Regions from separate parts of the Homo sapiens genome. Here region 1 is linked to region 2. A link is a loop called in an ENCODE intact Hi-C map of the cell type or tissue named here. Cell type or tissue: CD4-positive, alpha-beta T cell. All regions are shown on one strand. Links, peaks and the distances in the headings refer to the core of each region. The heading gives the core; the rest is flanking DNA.

Region 1 (6,324 bases), core at 729-5,728, 61 kb after region 2:
CACACACACACACACACACTTGAGCCCAGGAGTTCAACACCAGCCTGGACACGGGGACACACACACACACACACTTGAGCCCAGGAGTTCAACACTAGCCTGGACACAGGGACACACACACACACACACACACACACACACACACTAGCTGGGCGTGGTGTTGTGTGCCTGTAGTCCCAGCTACTCGGAAGGCTGAGGTGGGAGGATTGCTTGAACCCAGGAGGTGGAGGCTGCAGTAATCCGTTATCATGCCACTGCACTCTATCCTGGGCAACAAAGTGAGAAAGTGAGACCCTGTCTCAAAAAAAAAAAAAGATTATCTCTTTTTATTCACTAACATTAAAATAGATTGAAATAGACAACTAAAGAGCTTCTCTGTGTCAATAAAAATCTTTTCTATAGTGATTGAAAAGCCTTTTATTTTCTAGTCCTTTTAACAATTCATGGGAGGCTTTTACCAGCCTAACTAACGGAAATTTAGATCTGCACGCTTTAAAATCTCAGGATCAAAGCTTTATCCTTTTTTTAAGTTGGCTCTGTGAGGCATGTTTTCCTGCCTCCTTCCCCAACCCGCAGTATCCAGCCATTGTCAGAAAGACTAATACCTCTCTGAAATATCTTCCCAATTCTGTTTACTATATCTAAGACCTTAATATAAGAATACAAATTTGATTCCTTTCAGATTTTTACATTTTAAAACTTTGTTTAGATTGTGACCCTTCTTTCTCATATTACAATCTCAGACACTTTGATTTCTTATTTGAGCACTGTTATCATCGGCTTTTTAGAATCTCTCACTTCCAAAATTTTTCTAGCTTAGTATACCAACCTTCTGTCAACTGTCTGCTACTTTTGCCCCACAAGAGATACACCAGATTTCAACTGATTTAATTCTATAAAGATAAAAATTGCTATAAAATATGCATATTGCTTAATTTTTAAATTCTATAGTCAAAGCAATATTTAGGAATATAAAAATATATTAAGTGTAATTTTAGTGTATTATAAAATATTCAAAAGATTTTTAAATTTCGGGCTGAATTTAGACATATGGCATAGGTTAACAAATTGATTATAAGCTGGTAAATTTAAAGAATCGAGAATTTCTTGCTTTGGCCAGGCTGAAAGAGGAAACAATTTTACCCAGAAAATGTCATCAACATTTCAGTAAAAATACCAACTACCATTGTTGAGCATGGTGAGTAGCAGAGCCAGTGTTCAAACCAGGCACTGGTTTGTGGCTTATTTAATCCTCACAACAATCAGGACAGGTAACCATTATCACCATGTTAAAAATGAGGAAAGTGAGGTGCCAAAAAATTAGGAAGATTATTTAAGTGACAGATTTGGAATTCAAAATAAGGGCTGTGTAGCTCTAAAGCCATTATTTTTCGCCACACCACGCTGTTTCTACTTTAAACATATATGTAATTATTTGTGTTTTCTGAACTAGGCTGCTCTGTTTTTTCAGTAGTTACTAGTTCTTCTTAAGCTCTATTATCTTCATGGATTTAACAAAATTAATTGAAAGTTAACTGCTTCTTCTACCGTTTTGTTTTGGATTGCTTTTTTATTTCGCATAGAGTATTTACAAATGTAGAATATTCTTTCAAATGGCACTAAAAATTGAGAAATCTGAACTTGACTTAATCCAACAATCTGGTTTGTTTTTTTTTTTTTTTTTTTTTTGTCAGGTGGACAGTGTCTGGCTTCCTTGCTCAGGCTGAAGTGCAGTGGAGTGGTCTCGGCTCACTGCAACCTCCGCCTCCCAGGTTCAGGCAATTCTCCTGTCTCAGACTCCAGAGTAGCTGGGATTACAGACATGCACCACCATGCCCGGCTAATTTTCATATTCTTAGTAGAGACAGGGTTTCACCATGTTGGCCAGGCTGGTCTTAAACTCCTGACCTCAAGTGATCCACCCACCTCAGTCTCCCAAAGTGCTGGGATTACAGGCATGAGCCACCGTGCCCAACCCTTAATCCAACAGTCTTTAGTAGCTCTCCACTCCTCACATTTCTAGGAAGATGCAATTATCAGCGAGATAGAAATAAGAGACTTAACAATTCGCAGGAGACTTGTACCAGTCTAACTAATGGAAATTTAGATCTGCATGCTTAAAGACTAAGGGTTAGTGATGGAAAAAAATGGGCATATGGAGCAAGTGAAATAATTGAATTTTAATATCACTGAAGGTAGGTAAGATATTTTTAATATATTAAGAAAAATTATATTTCATTTTCATGGAAATGAAGCTGAGTAAAAACTAAATTCTTTCTAGAGAAAAATACTAATATAGGTAGAATATAGACATGGCAAAGATTAAATATGGTACATAAATAACAAATGATTTTAATAAATTCTAAAGCCTCATATGGTAAATTAGATCTCATTTATTTTCCTGTATTCTTTCCATCAACATGTAACCTTTTGTGACAGAAGATTCTGATGGTTATATTAGAAACAGTGAACCTATAGTAAAAGCCCTAAAAGTTGTCTCCATCTTCCCCTTACTTCATTGCCTTCGTTCATATTTTTTTCTTCATCTCAACTTTCTTCTCTTCTGCTGTTTCCTGCCTACAGTAAAAAAAATTACATATACCCACATTCAGTTTCATTACTTCAAGACCAAGTTCATACTTATTTCCTCCAAGATGACTTTCCTAATCTTCTACTCCAACTTTGATTATATCATTAATTGGTATTAATGGGTGGACATGGTGACTCATGCCTATAATCCCAACACTTTGAGAGATGGAGGCTGTAGACCAGGAGTTTGAGACCAGCCTGAGAACATAGTGAGACCTCATCTTCAATTTTAAAAATAAAAGAAAAATGTAAAAAACAAAGAAAAATAATTGGTATTTATCAGCAGTCAAATATTCTTGCAGTAACACTGTAATTATATTTTATCTCTTCACCTGTATTGAGGGTGAGACATAGTGTTTTAATATTTTTCTGAAAATTACATATTTTATTTTTTATTGTGGAAATTTCAAATTCGGAAAAGTTTAGTGAACTTCCTGTTCATGTCTGTTACCTGTAGGTATTCTTCTTTATTTTTTAGATATGCTTTATATTTAGGGATGTCAATCCCTTTGGGAAATAAATTCCAAATGTTTTTCCCCATCGGTATTTTTTTATCGAGGTGCAGTTGACATAAAGTTAACTGTACATCTTTAAGGTGTATATTTTGTTGATGAATTTTGACATTTATATGCCCATGAAATAATTATAATGAAGATAGTGAACATTTTCGTCACCCCCAGAAGTTTCTTTGTGCCCTTTATGCCCCACTCACCTAATTCCTTGGTCCCTAGGCAACCACTGTTCTCTTTTTCTGTCACCAAATTAGTTTGCATTTCCTAGAATTTTATATAAATGTAATCATACAGTATGTACTCCTTTTGGTCTGACTGCTTTTATATAACAATTATTTTCAGAGTCCATCTAATCAGTTTCCTTTAATTTTGACTTCCATTAAGATCTTCCTTATTTCTTAAATTTTTTCTTCAGAACTTAATACTTAGGGCAGTAGTTGAAAACAATGCAGTCCACAGATGTTTGGACTTTACAGTGGCACTTTAAATTTTTGACTTACATGCCAAGATTTTAATGCTTTTAGGATTAGTCTGTAAACAGGACTGACTTTTCAGAGTGAGTTCTGGGAAGGTGGCTACTTGAATATCTCACTATCCCTCCATTCCTGCTTCCAGCCTGTATCTGTCAATCTTGAGTGAAGTGGCTCCTGGATCTGATGAACAGTTGGTGCAATTGAGGCCATGGGCTGTGTGAGAACTCTGTCAGGGAGAGTTGGTACAGGACTTTTCCTCTAGACAAGAGCCTGGAAAATCTCAGGATAAGCATAAGAATGGCAAATCCAGGAAAGAACTTGGTTTGGTAGATATCCATGAATTCCTGGAGGGAAGGAGAAAAGGAAAGAGCCATGGGTCTGAGATCTTCCCATCCCTGTGGCTGGCATATGTAAGGAGACCTGAGAGCAGGGAGGCTTCCTCCTGGGCCTCCACAAGGGCTGGTGGCTTGCCTGCTGCAGCACTGCCTACCCACAGGGGTAGAGACTGCTTTGCCTTTCCATTTTCTTGAGACTGCTACCGCTTGTGGTCCTCCAACAACTAAATCTCATCCCCCATGAGGTGACAAAGATAAACAACCCATCTGGGGAAGCCAGGCAACCTGAAAGAGAAAAACCACTTAGAATAAACAATATATTGAGTTAGCTAAATAGAAATGCTGGAGGAGGCTGGGCACGGTGGCTCACGCCTGTAATCCCAGCACTTTGGTAGGCCGAGGCGGGCGGATCACGAGGTCAGGAGATCGAGACCATCCTGGCTAACATGGGGAAACCCCATCTCTACTAAAAAAAGATACAAAAAATTAGCCGGGCGCGGTGGTGGGCGCCTGTAGTCCCAGTTACTCAGGAGGTTGAAGCAGGAGAATCACTTGAACCCAGGAGGCAGAGGTTGCAGTGAGCCGAGATCGCGCCACTCCCTTTAGCCTGGGTGACAGAGCGAGACTCCATCTTTAAAAAAAAAAAAAAAATGCTGGAGGAGAGAGAAACTTGAACATGAAAATAATAATGGGCCACATTTAAGACTTTATGGAACAAAAAATGTGATTTTTCCACCTAAATAATTATTATCACCTGACTCCATTTATCCTCACACACTTATTTTTTTTAAAACTATCTCTGCTAGAGTGTAAGCACCAGGAGAACAGGAACTTTTTTGTCTTGTATTCACTGCTAATCTGTTGTCAACTCTAATACCTAGAACACTGTCTTACACATAGTAGGCGCCCGAAACATAATTATTGAATAAAGGAATGAATGAGTATGAACAATTATTGACCTGGAAGATCAAGTAAAATAAATATTTCAAAGCATGGAGCCAAAAAAAAAATACAAAAAAAAAAAACTTTTAAAAAAGAGACCTATTGGATCGATTCAGGACACCTAACATGGCTAATACAAGTTCCAGAAGAAGAAAAAGGAACAAATGGAGAAGGAATAATTAAACAACATAAAATTATTTCCTGAGCTAAAGACTTCAGTGTGCAGAATGAAGTTCTGGGGGAGATCAGTGATGAAAAACACATACATAGGGATATCCTTGTAAAATTTTTGAGCTCCAAGGATTCACCTTGGAGGCTTCCAGATAGAACAGGTTGCACCTATCAAGTAACAGACTGGAATCAGAATTCTAATTCACAACACTGGAAACTAGGAGATGGTAGAAGAGTATTTACAGATTGGGGATTTCACAATCCCAAATCCCTATTTCCCTTGAAGATATTTCTCCCCTATGAGGGGAAACATGTTACAACTATACAAAAATTTCAAGGATATAATACCCACTTAACTCCTCTGAGAAAATTCAAGAAGGGGTTTTAGCCAAATAACAAGTGACCTAGAACAGAGATCACATGATGAAAGGGATAGAAATAATGGAAAATGACAGACTCTTTGGGAATGTATTATGTAAATGCTAAGTAAGGTTTTTAACCAAAGGATGCATAGTTCAGAGAACAATAATATTTACAATGTGATAAGTAAGTCAGGGCAGAACCTCAAAACTGTGGGAACAAAAGGAAGTAACAGCTTTCCAATTAAGGTGAGGAGAGGAAAAAGCACCAATATGTACATGAAAAGATGCTCAACATCATTAGTTATTAAAGAAATACACATCAAAACCAAAATGAGGTACAGTTTTTTCACACTCACTGGGATGGCTATAAACAAAAAGACAGATATCAAGTGTTGGAAAGGATGTGAAGTATTGAAACTCTCATCTGCTACTAGTGACAATGTAAAATAGTACAACTACTTTGGAAAACAATTTGACAGTTTCTTAAAAAGTTAAACATAGAATTACCATATGTCCCAGTAATTAAGTGTATTTCCACACAAAAACTTGTACAGGAATGTTTATAGCAGCATTATAAATAATAGCTAATAAAGAAGTAACAGCCCAAATGTCCTCCAGCTGACAAATGAATAGATAAAATGTGATATAGCCATATAATGGAATATTATTTGGCAATAAAAACAAAGTACTGATTCCTGCTATAACATGTGTGAAGCTTGAAAATGCAAGTTAAGGAATCTAGTTGCAAAAAACCCCAAACACATACTGTATGATTCCATTCGTAGGAAATGTCCAGAATAGGTAAATTTATAGAGGCAGAAGTTAGATTAATGGTCGTTTAGTCTGGATAGGGTTGGGGAGAGTGAGATGGGGATTAGCCTGCTGATGGGTAGAGGGTTTCTTTTAGTGGGGAGACAAAAATGTAAAATTAGATTGTGGT
Region 2 (6,247 bases), core at 1,248-6,247:
AATCCCATCATAAGGGTCCTACCCTCATGATCTAATCTAGACCCAATTATCTCCCAAAGACTCCACCTTCAAATAGCCATCACATTGGGGTCTAGGGCTTCAACATATGAACTGGGGGAAGAGAGACACAAACATTCAGTTCATAACAGAAATAAATCTTGTCCTAGTGTGGTGGCTCACACCTGTAATCCTAGCACTTTGGGAGGCTGAGGCAGAAGGACTGCTTGAGACCAGGAGTTCCAGACCAGTCTGGTCAACATAGTGAGACCCTATCTCTATTAAAAAGAAATGAAAATAAGATTAATAAAATTAAAAATTTAAAAAGGACGGGCCACCAGTAGTGGCTCACACCTGTAATCCCAGCACTTTGGGAGGCTGAGGCAGAATGATTGCTTGAGCCCAGGAGTTTAAGACGAACAAAGCAAGACCCTGCCTCTATTTAAAAGAAGAAGGAGGAGGAGAAGGAGGTGGGGGGAGGAGAAGGAGATGGGAGGGGGAGGAGAGGGGGAGAAGGAGAAGGAAGAGGAGATGGGGGAAGAGGAGTAGGAGAGGTAGGAAGTGGGGGAAGAGAAGGAGGAGGAAGGGAAGGGGAGAAGAGGAAGAGGAGGAGGGGAGGAGGGGAGGAGAGGGAGGATGAGGAGGAGGAAGAGGAGGAGGGGAGGAGAGGGAGGATGAGGAGGAGAAGAGGAGGAAAAGGAGGAGGAGAGAAAGGAGAGAGGGGACGGAGAGGAGGAGGAGGAGAAGAAGAAAAGACGGAAGAAGGAAGAAGAGGAGGGAGGGGGAGGGGGAGGAGGAGAAGGGAAGTGAGGAAGGAGAGGAGGGGAGGAGAGGGAGGATGAGGAGAAGAGGAGGAAAAGGAGGAGGGGGAAAGGAGGAGGGAGGGGATGAAGAGGAGGAGGAGAAGAAAGAAGGAAGAAGGAAGAAGAGGGAGGGGGAAGGGGAGGAGGAGAAGGGAAAGGAGGAGGAAGAAGGGGAGGAGGAGGTGAAGGAGGAAGAGAAGAAGAAAAAGAAGAAAAGAATGCTGAGAATGCTGACTGCCTTCTTTGAGGCTATAAAACATGGGAGGTTGGGAGGGAGTCTAGACAGAAGTAACTTCTGGCTTCTGTCTGGTTCCCCCTTCCAACAGAAGATTAATGGTATCCAATAATCCAGAATTCCATTGATATGTCATTGTCTCCAGTACTCCCAGGTAATGGTGACTGATACAGATACAGGGGTCAGGTGGAGGAGAAACCTGTCTAGCCTGGTGGATATTTTCAAGGGAGTGACAGATGCTACCAGAGATGATCAATTTCTCAACGTTATTCTTTACAACTGGGTTGCCCCTTCTCAGACTGCCTGCAGAAAGGCCATCATAATAGTTTGGTGAGGGGCTAGAAAAAGGGGAAATGTGGATGCTTTCATGACTCATTCATAGAAATGAACTTCTTAGTTCATCCTGGATGACTGACACCGGCAAATATTTGATTATCAAAACTCTACCCCTGTAGTTGGGTTTTCATAGTATTTATTGCTCTTGAAGAGCACCAAAAATTTTCATTCTGAATTTGATGTATTTTGAGATGACTGTTCAGAAAGCCTGCAAAGCTGTCTTTTGTGGGGGAGATCTGCATCTGCAGAGAATCTGCATCGATGCAGAAAGGCTTTCTCTGGTGCTCTCCCTTGTCCAGATTTAGGAAAGATTAACTGAGAGTCTGACATCTTAAAAGGTCTAACAGAAACCTTTACCACCTATTCCTTCTAAAGGCTACTGTCTGTGAGATTTCATTTGTTCACCAAGACCGTCTTTGCTGGCCAGGCCTCTTCTTCTCCCCCTCCCATAACCTGTCTTGCCACCATAACCTGTTTTGCCCAGATGCAAGCTCTCATTCTTTCTGTAACCTCAAGGTGGTATAAAAGCAACCATTGGGCATTTCTTTGAGTTTTTATATTTTGTATGACTCCCACACACATGCGTGCATCAAATAAAATTTGTAGGAGACCGGACCCAGTGGCTCACACCTGTAATCCCAGCACTTTGGGAGGCCGAGGCGGGCGGATCACCTGAGGTCAGGAGTTCAAGACCAGCCTGCCTAACATGGCGAAACTCTGTCTCTACTAGAAATACCAAAAAAAAAAAAAAAAAATTAGCCAGGCATGGCGACGTGCACCTGCAGTCCCAGCTACTCAGGAGGCTGAGGCAGGAGAATCGCGTGACCCGGGAAGTGGAGGTTGCAGTGAGCTGAGATCGTGCCACTGCACTCCAGCCTGAGCGACAGAGCGAGACTCCGTCTCAAAAAAAAAAAAAAAAAAAAAAATGCGTAGGCCTCTTTTCCCTTTAATCTATGTAATCAGTTTGTTTTATAGACTCAAATTATCAAACATTCAAGGGAAAAATTTAAACTTCCCTACACTCTCATCTTTCCCTGTCTCCCACCTTATGAACATTATCTTAGTCCTTAAACCTCCTTCTAGGCTGGGCGTGGTGGCTCACGCCTGTAATCCCAGCACTTTGGCAGAGGCAAGTGGATCACCTGAGGTCATGAGTTCGAAACCAGCCTGGCCAACATGGTGAAACCCCATCTCTACTAAAAATACAAAAAAAAAAAAAAAAAAAATTAGCCAGGCATGGTGGCAGGCACCTGTAATCCCAGCTGCTCAGGTGGCTGAGGCAGGAGAATCGCTTGACCCGGGAGGCGGAGGATACAGTGAACCGAGATTGTGCCATTGCACTCCAGCCTGTGCAACAAAAGTGAAACTCCATCTCAAAAAGAAAAAAAAAAAACCGCCAGGTGCGGTGGCTCACGCCTGTAATCCCAGCACTTTGGGAGGCTGAGGCGAGTGGATCATGAGGTGAGGAGTTCGAGACCAGCCTAACCAATATGATGAAACCCCGTCTCTACTAAAAATACAAAAATTAGCCGGGTGTGGTGGTGCCCGCCTATAATCCTAGCTACTCAGGAGGCTGAGGCAGGAGAATTGCTTGGAGCCGGGAGACGGAGGTTGCAGCGAGCTGAGATCACGCCATTGCACTCCAGCCTGGGCAACAGAGCAAGAGCGCGACTCCGTCCCAAAACAACAACAACAAAAGACAAACACACACACACACACACACACACACACACACACACACACACACACAAACTTCTCCCCAAAGGCAAGGCAAGGGAGACTAATACATGCAGTTGTACTTTCTCGGTTCTGGTGAGAAAGCTGAAATCATCTGCTTAAAAAAAAAAGGTTTGGGTTGTACATGGCGGCTCACTACCTGTAGTCCCAACAGTTTGGAAGGCCGAGGTGGGAGGCTCACTTGAGGCTAGGAGTTCGAGACCAGCCTGGGCAATATAGCGAGACCCTATCTATACAAAAATAAAATGTGGAAATGATGTATTTGTGTTGGGACCTCTGTGTTATATACAAAAACATCCCAGTGCAGCTCCTTGGTCTCAGTAGGATGCATGAGCCTTCAACCCTCTCAGCCTGGGCTCAGAAAATTTCCTGGAGCAGATTAATTTGGAGTTTGGTTTAAAGGAGAAGCCAGTGGCGGCAAACACTCTTGGTTATGAGAGGTCTCTTTTTCTTTCACTTTCTTCCTTCAGCTCCCCTAACTGCCATGCAATGGGCAGAAGACATAAAGTGAACTTAAGGCGTATTCTTTCCTCAAGCAATGAGACTCTTACCCCTTTTGTCATGGCAATGGATCTCAGAGTCCACTTAATTCCCTGGTCCCTGATCTCAAACGATGGCCTGAGGCTAAACAATTTGTTTTCTAGGGTAGCTTGGAGCTTGTGGGTGAGGGGAATTACTACTGTGTCCTCTGCGTTCACCCAGAGAGTGACAGAGATCAGGAACCACTGCCTCTCCCCTGCCAGACCTTGTCGGGCTCATGGGAAGCACATGCGTCAGTGTACTAGGGATTCCTGGCGCCTCAAGGGTTCAAGCAACCCTCACACCAGTAAAGGCGGCCCTGCCTAGCACAGGCAGGACGCGGAGGTGGAGAGTTGCGGGGCGCCATGCAGCCGCCAGAGGACGCAAGTGCCTCAAGTCCCCGCGCGATGGCGCCCCACGGACCGGGAAGGAAAGGTGGTCCGCCTGCGAGGAGGCGCGGACCGGGCCAAGGAGCCCATAGGAAGAGCGGGGCGCCGCCTCACCCGCGAGCTGCCGGCCTCTGCATCCGGCCCACCTGTCCCTCCCTGCCTACCAACCCAAGAGCCTCACCCCGATCTGCGCTTGCTGGGTGACCTCGACGCCCGGGCGGGGACAGAGGGCGCTCTGAGCTCTGCGCTCAGCTCCCAGACCCACTCCCACTCCGAGGCGGAGGCCAGGTCTTCAGAGAGGAACGACGGAGGCGCAGAAGCCCAGGGGCAGCCCGCTCCAGCCCTGGCAGCCGCGGAACAATGGCCCGAGCGGCTGCGGGCGCCGCGGCGGGCGCGGAGGAGCAGGGGCGCCAGGGCGCTGGAAGCCCCGCCCCTCGGCCGGCGCCCTGACAACGCGGGCGGGCTGGGCTGCGCCGCCTGCTCCCCGCCCCTCGGCCGCCTGCACCGGGCGGGGCCCGGGCCAGAGCGCCGCCGCCGCCGCTGCTGCAGCAGCAGCTGCTCTGCAGAGTGGTGGCCGGGGCCAGGGCCGGGGTGCCCTCCCTCCCACCTTCTCCCGCCATGAGCCAGGGAAGTCCGGGGGACTGGGCCCCCCTAGATCCCACCCCCGGACCCCCAGCATCCCCCAACCCCTTCGTGCATGAGTTACATCTCTCTCGCCTCCAGAGGGTTAAGGTAATGTGTGGGGAGCGGGCGTCGGAAGGACCCGTGAGGATAGGAAAATGGGGCCATTTGAGCCCTGGCAAAGGTGGGCTTGGGGATCCACGAGAAGGAGATGGCTGAGAGGCTTGCGGAGCGGGAGTCCGGGGGTGCGCACGTGGGGGCGGCCGCGGTTGGGCAAGGAGTCCTGGAGAGGACGCTGCGGGCTTGGGCGATAGACAAGCTCGAAGATGTGGAAAAACTGAGTAGGTGGGGATGGAGGGCTGCAGGGGACCCTGGGGTTGGAGAGATGAAGGACGCTGGGGAATGCGGATTACATTCTGCAGAGCCTGATGGCTAGGATGGAGTTAGAGTCTACGGGAAGCCGGGGGTGGGGGCGGGGGCGGGGGCGTGCCGAGTATTCCTCCGAGGCATGACTTAGAGGGAAGACGTTTCTGGGCCGGGAGCCTGCGACCCTGTGCCCTTCCTACACTCCCTCTTCCCACTCCCTCCAACCCCCCTCCACCCCGCACTGCAGCACCTCCCGGTGGGGGCAGGGAGGCTGAGAGGGAGGTTGGCTACAGGAAGTGGAGGGCCGCGCCAGCCTAGGGGAGCTGGGAGGTGGTGTGGGGAGGGAGTGTCCAAGGTTTCTGCTGTCATCACCTCCCCGGAGGCAGGCTCCAGGGGCTAGGTTTGCTTACCTGCTTCTTCCCCAAGGCAGCCTATGGAGTCATCCTGGCTCCTGGCAGCCTCTCTCCCTTGCAGAGTGGGGCCGAGCTCTTGTCTCCCATATCCCCCGGTACTCTAAGATTGCTGTTGAGCAGTGTCAGAAAATGACCTCGGGTCTGAAAACTGGACCTCTGGCTGTTTACAGCCCTCTGCCTCCTAGGCCCAAAGTGGAAAGATCTGTGCACCTGGTTTCTGTTGGGCATAGGAGCTATTTATGGAATAAGATGTGGGGGAGGAGGACCTGTCTCTAACCTACTGTACATCAAGCACAGCGCCCTGCACTTTCGCATGCATTCTTATTAAATCCTCTAAGTGCTAGATGCTTTTTATGGCTTTCGGTTTTATAAATGGGGTAGGGACCAACTGAAAGACAGGAAAATAAGGCCCTTGATGCCATTAATCTTTTATCCTCTTGCCCTCATTGGTATCTTCATCCCACCTTGGGTCCCAGTCCCCTCTCCTGTTCCCACACCACCTGTCACATGCAAGGGATGATGGCTGTCTGCTCCTGGGTCTATGCTTTGTGGAAGAAGGATGCTGTGGAGGGAGCATATCCAAGCTCTAAAGTGGCATTCTCTCCCACCCTTTGCAGTTCTGCCTCCTGGGGGCATTGCTGGCCCCCATCCGAGTGCTTCTGGCCTTTATCGTCCTCTTTCTCCTCTGGCCCTTTGCCTGGCTTCAAGTGGCCGGTCTTAGTGAGGAGCAGCTTCAGGAGCCAATTACAGGATGGAGGAAGTAAGTGAGGGATCAGCCCCCAGAGACCCTACTTCTCTTCCCTGCTGTCTATTCGGCTCCCTCTTTGAGAA

The links. Hi-C counts contacts between places; a loop is a spot of excess contacts. Peaks named below come from ENCODE experiments on the same cell type or tissue, not always from the same donor. Only the 100,000 strongest peaks of a DNase experiment are listed, where the experiment ranks them.
Region 1: it touches region 2 in a loop (2.2-fold over the local background); 8 of 110 quality-filtered maps call a loop at or near these places.

What each region holds. Positions count from the first base shown.
Region 1 is chr15:34,303,996-34,310,319 of GRCh38, reverse strand. The region is part of intron 2 of SLC12A6 (solute carrier family 12 member 6); the gene reads left to right. Among named protein-coding and RNA genes, the nearest start is that of SLC12A6, 31 kb to the left of the region's middle. In CD4-positive, alpha-beta T cell, for the core only: no CTCF peak of the experiment used is centred there; no DNase peak of the experiment used is centred there.
Region 2 is chr15:34,365,488-34,371,734 of GRCh38, reverse strand. LPCAT4 (lysophosphatidylcholine acyltransferase 4) reads left to right here and starts at 4,539. Exons shown (of 14, transcript NM_153613.3): 1 at 4,539-4,748; 2 at 6,034-6,176. The coding sequence starts at 4,635. RefSeq lists enhancers at 1,980-2,039, 3,495-3,784, 3,384-4,379 and silencers at 4,155-4,204, 4,335-4,794, 4,915-4,964, 5,045-5,134. In CD4-positive, alpha-beta T cell, for the core only: CTCF peaks have their summits at 3,826 and 4,031 (motif pointing right); DNase peaks (open chromatin) are centred at 4,084, 4,424 and 5,304; H3K4me3 peaks cover 3,009 bases; H3K27ac peaks cover 2,464 bases.